2 separate regions of the Homo sapiens genome follow, and region 2 is linked to region 1. Evidence: read pairs that join two places in POLR2A ChIA-PET (ENCODE). Cell type or tissue: GM12878. All regions are shown on one strand.

Region 1 (2,500 bases):
CTGACTGTGGAGGTGCATACAGGCAGTCCCAGGTAGTTGGGAGGCTGAGGCAGGAGAATCACTTGAGCATGGGAGACTGAGGCTTCAGTGATTCATGATTGCACCACTGCACTCCAGCCTGGGTGACAGAGCAAGACCCTGTGTCCGAAAACAAAAAAACAAAGAAAGAAACAAAAAGCTGGTTTGCATAGTTTTTCATCAAATCCAATGCCAAATTCTAGCCACTTCTTGCTTTTCTAAGCACAGACAGGCAATTCATTGCTAAACTATTTTACAAATCTCCCAACTATATTATATAAAATCTATCTCCTCTCTTATCAAGGGAAACACTTGCTCATCTTTGAGCAACTCACATACTCCAAATACCTCTGGTGTTGAAAGCCGTCTGGTCATTAGTATGTTCAGCTGCTCAGTGTCTGAAATTCCTTTGGGTCAGACCTCTAGAGCAACCAGATAATCTCTCAGTGGCGGTCACAGGCTAGCAAGCCTTGGCCGTATCCAGACCATGCCTATCATGGTCTGGCAACCCTGCCAAAGTAACAAAGCAACTTTTACTTTTATATCTTTCCAAAGTAACAAGACAACTTTGAATTTATTGCCAACATTGAACATTGAGGACCTCATATAAAATCAGGATTCCCAGCTGCTCTTGAAAATTTGGAAGTTGTGACCCTGCTGGGCCCACATTCCCTAGAGTGTTGGGTCTCCTGGGCTCAGCAGCTGCTGCCCCTGAGGGAGGCATGCATCTCTCCTGTGTAAGTTTCCACCTGGCTCTCTGGCTTGGTCATATTGGCTTCCTGGCCTCTTTTTGCATGTAGTTTGTGATCCCTGATTGTAGGTTTCATCATTTATCCTGGGCTGTTTCCTCCTGGGAGTTATAACCTTCCTAATCTGAAGCTGAAACTCCCCCAAATGCAAGCTAAACGTGAGTTGACAGTAATGGCTAATGCCTAAATAGCACCTACTGTGTACCAGGCCTGAAACACTAACTCATTTCATCTTCACAACAAGCCTATGCTGTGGGTGCTGGTTACTGCAACAGGCCTGAACCACCAGCTCATTTCCTCCTCACAAGCCCATGCGGTGGGCACTCGTTACCACACTAGGCCTCAACAACCAGCTCATTTCGTTACCACACCAGGCCTGAGCCACCAGCTCATTTCCTCCTCACAAGCCCATGCGGTGGGCGCTCGTTACCACACTAGGCCTCAATAACCAGCTCATTTCATTACTACACTAGGCCTCAACCACCAGCTCATTTCATTACCACACCAGGCCTGAGCCGCCAGCTCATTTCATCCTCACAAGCACATGCAGTGGGCGCTCATTAGCCCCGTTTTACAGGTGAGGACACATGCTCAGAGACTTTAGCCCACTTGTCTGGAGCTGACTGCCTCCACACCTTCTGTGTGATTCACACTGACACAACTGGACATTTCCTACCACGAACATGATATTCACTCTGGTTTTCTGCCTTGACCTCTACATTTTTGGCCCCTGCACATTTGGGCCTCAACCTTCCAGACACGGTTCCTCCAGCTCGGTTAGAGTCCCGTGCTCCTCCTCCCATGCCTTTGGTGCCCACACTAAGTCGGGGCTCAGAAGTCACTCCATCTGTGACTTGGCTGCTCTGCTTTGTGAGCTCAAGAAACCAGGAAGCCTGTTAAACACGCCATCAGGAATGCTGAAGAATTAAGATTGTCCAATAAAAGTCAGTGTCAAAGGAATGGAAAATGAAGTGTGGATGGGAACCGTTATTTCTCAGGAGTCAGGGAGTATCTAAATTTGCTGTCTGAAGTCAGAGCCATAGAAAATCCCCAGCTGCACTCTGGTAGTAGTGGTTTTAGCACCTTTACTTGTCATTACAAATAAATTTGAAACTGAAGGAAAGTGAAGAAACACCTCTCAGAAGAGCATGATGCCTTCGACCTGGTTTGCTAGGACAGGAACTGGACACAGATTCTGAAAATCTCATTCATTCAAGCTGAATAAAATGTAGACGCAAGGACATTTACATAGTCAGCCATTCCTCAAGGATTTACTGAGTGCCTACTGTGTACCAGAAGTGGTATTCGTTAGGTACCACATGTTTCATTCATTTGCTCATAGTCCTTTGAGGCCCTTCTAGGTGGAAGCCCCACAATAGGCTCTGGGGATACAGCCCCTGCCACTGCAGAGCTGATGTTTTCACATAAGATTCAGACTTCCAACAACCAATTACACTACTGGTTAATCACAATTATAGTGCTGCAACTAGGCGTTCCCAGTCAGTCTGGGAAATGCAGAAAGGCCTCCCTGGTGAGAAGGTCTCTGCACTAAAATCTGCAGGAGCTGCAGGAGCAGAGTGAAGGGAGGTAAGGGAAAGTGAGAGCCTGCCAGGCAAAAGGAAGAGGAAGCGCCAAGGACCTATGGAGGGTGGGAGCCAGGGAACCGAAGGAGGCAGTTACCAGCACTCCTGAAGCACAGGCAGCTAGAGAAGAGAGCCACAGGCTGGACAGTG
Region 2 (2,500 bases), 230 kb after region 1:
CTGCCATCTGCTTTTAACCACGAAAGAGGAAGCAGCTATGTGGGACACCACATCAGGGAACCTTCCGGACCTAGGGTCTCACTGCCTGGAAACTCCCCTGAGCCTCAGCTTCTTCAGATGGAAGGGACTCTGCTAACTCAAAGAACCCCTCATACTACCCACCAAAGGAAAGTCCCCATCAGGGAGACTAGCAAGGGAGGCTGAATGTAGAACAGCACTCAGGTTAATCCTAAATCCCTACCTGGCTTTCCCTCCTCAGTCATCAACATAGTGATGGGGTGAACTTCGATGATGTTGTCTGGGGACTGACCTTCATATCCTCTGATCCTCCCAGTCTTTTCTTCTTACCTTTTCTCGTACCCAGTGTGTGGTGGGTGGGTAGGGAGGTAGATGAGTGAAAACACCCACAGGAAGGAGGATGGCAAAACTCAGATCCAAAAGCAACAACTCTGCCTCAGTGTTGTAAATAAGCAACAGCTTTTCCACCCAAAACAACTCATTTGTGCAAGGTCACCAGCAAACTGTACAGCTGTCTCCCAGCCCTGTCAGCTATAATTTCTAATAGCTGTCACTGTGTCCTGGCTTGTTAAAATCCGTGAAGGAAATCATTTCATGTAGCTTTTTTTTTTTTTTTACGAGATGGAGAGAGAAAAGAATGGTAGCAGAGTAAAACAGCAAGTGCAAGCAGATGACAGAAATTTCTACAGACACTTAATAGACAGACATTCCTTAGGCCTAGTTCAAATATCTAAATTCCATCTGGGGACTTGGCTGTCAAAAGATAATCATCTCTTGCTTCATTTCTCATATAATTTCCTAAACCCTCGGGTCTCAGCTAGTGCAAGGTCCTGTCATGGTCACCTGTGGCTTGGGCCAATTCTCACTTCCCCTGAAGGGCAGCTGCGTGTAGGGAGCGGGGGCTGCCCAAAGTTTCACTCTGACTGGAGGTAAACTTAACATCATTTCTGCATTAGTCATTTAGAGCCCTGGGCTCAGTACTTTCCCCCAACTGGGTTTCTGCTTTTGAGCTCGCTCTGCAATTTCCCCAATTCTGACTCAATTCTCTCTGGGCCCAGGGAGCTGTCAACAGCCACTCCTCCCCACCCATTTCTCCAGCTGTAGCCCTCTTGCAGGTGTCCTGCCCACAAAAGAACACCAGCATACAACGCCATGCAGGGCCCACTCTGAGCTGGGGACCTTCTGCCAGTTGCCACCTGGGATCTCTGCCAGGTGCCCAGAAGAACCTCACACCAGACATCCCTACAGCTGAGCGCTGCTCCCACCCAGTGCTCTGGACTTTGGGGAAAGTACCACCGCCCACTAGCTCACCCCAGCCACATGCTGTCCCCAGTGCCTCCTGTCTTCCCACTCCATCCACGTGGTCAAGCCTTGTCTCTTCCCAGGACATTCCTGCCACACCACAAAGGAGGCTGGCATCAAAAGCCAGGGGGTGAGCTTGCTGATGGGAGAAGAGGAGAACAGGAAGACACAGTTGAAGAGTGGTAGAGCCTGCAGCACCTGCCCCAAGACCACTGCCACATCCAAGTCTGGCCGCATGGCCTCTAGTGCCAGGGCCTGGCTGGGGGACTCCTGACACTGCACCTGCCCCTAAACCTCTCAGCAGCCTTGACAAAGCTCAGGGGGCTACGCAGGGCTCTGTCATAGAGAATAGGAAAGGAGGGCACACAGCACACCAACTCCTGCTAGAAAATCTCCAGGGGCTCCCCATTCACTGTGGGTTTCTCTTTGCTTCCCCTTGAGGTCATAATTTTCTTTCTTCTGAATGCAATTTTATCTTCAGTGGGCTTCATTACACAAACAAGCAAAAAGAGTGGGGCTGACTGATCAGGGCAAAGCTCAGTGAGCTCAGAGGGCACTGGGGCAGGCTCCCCCTGGAAACCCTGCTGCCTCACTGAGGGTGAAGTACAGACCCCAGGGAGTGTCCTTCTGGCCTGGCCGCCCCCACATGCCATTGGCTCTTCCTGTCTCTGCCGCTCCTCCCAGTCCCCCGCCCCGCAGCCATTTCCATCCATGCACCTCTAGAGAACCCTAGGTCTATTCACTTCCATCTGGAAAACACTTCTTCAGAGTTTCCACCAACGGAGCCTCAGCCTCAGTGTCACTTGGATGAAAATTTTCGAGACTTCCAGAAGGTGAGTTGTTAGTTTTCCCCCTTGGGGCTCTGATTAAATTTAACTCTCAGCACTTCAGCTTACAAGGAATCTTCCCTTCCGTGAACTTATTTGGTCCTAATGAGACCATGGGAAGGAGTGGGCTGCCCTCAACCAGCAGACATGCTCAGCACTGTGTCTGCCATCCCAGGATGCAGTTGGGGCACTGTCCCTCTGTGCAGAGGCTGGGCAGGCAGACATCAACTTACCGCAGGTCTGAGACTATCTCCAAAGACAGTGTTCTTTCCTTGATGACGACCGACTCTTTCCTACACCTGACCCACACTCTGTGCCAAGCAAGGATCATGCACTCAGGGCCCTGGCTCCTC

What was found. ChIA-PET counts read pairs that join two places held together with the same protein. Peaks named below come from ENCODE experiments on the same cell type or tissue, not always from the same donor. Only the 100,000 strongest peaks of a DNase experiment are listed, where the experiment ranks them.
Region 2: POLR2A ChIA-PET joins it to region 1 with 17 read pairs; 3 of 35 experiments call an interaction of 5 or more read pairs at or near these places.

Annotation. Positions count from the first base shown.
Region 1 is chr7:55,308,023-55,310,522 of GRCh38, forward strand. No RefSeq gene overlaps it. Among named protein-coding and RNA genes, the nearest start is that of ELDR, 54 kb to the left of the region's middle. In GM12878, no CTCF peak of the experiment used is centred here; DNase peaks (open chromatin) are centred at 1,149 and 1,839; H3K27ac peaks cover 1,932 bases.
Region 2 is chr7:55,533,513-55,536,012 of GRCh38, forward strand. All of the region lies in intron 1 of VOPP1 (VOPP1 WW domain binding protein), which reads right to left. Among named protein-coding and RNA genes, the nearest start is that of VOPP1, 38 kb to the right of the region's middle. RefSeq lists enhancers at 85-204, 275-344, 685-744, 785-1,394, 1,415-1,574 and 1 more. In GM12878, no CTCF peak of the experiment used is centred here; DNase peaks (open chromatin) are centred at 59 and 999; H3K4me3 peaks cover 2,055 bases; H3K27ac peaks cover 2,398 bases.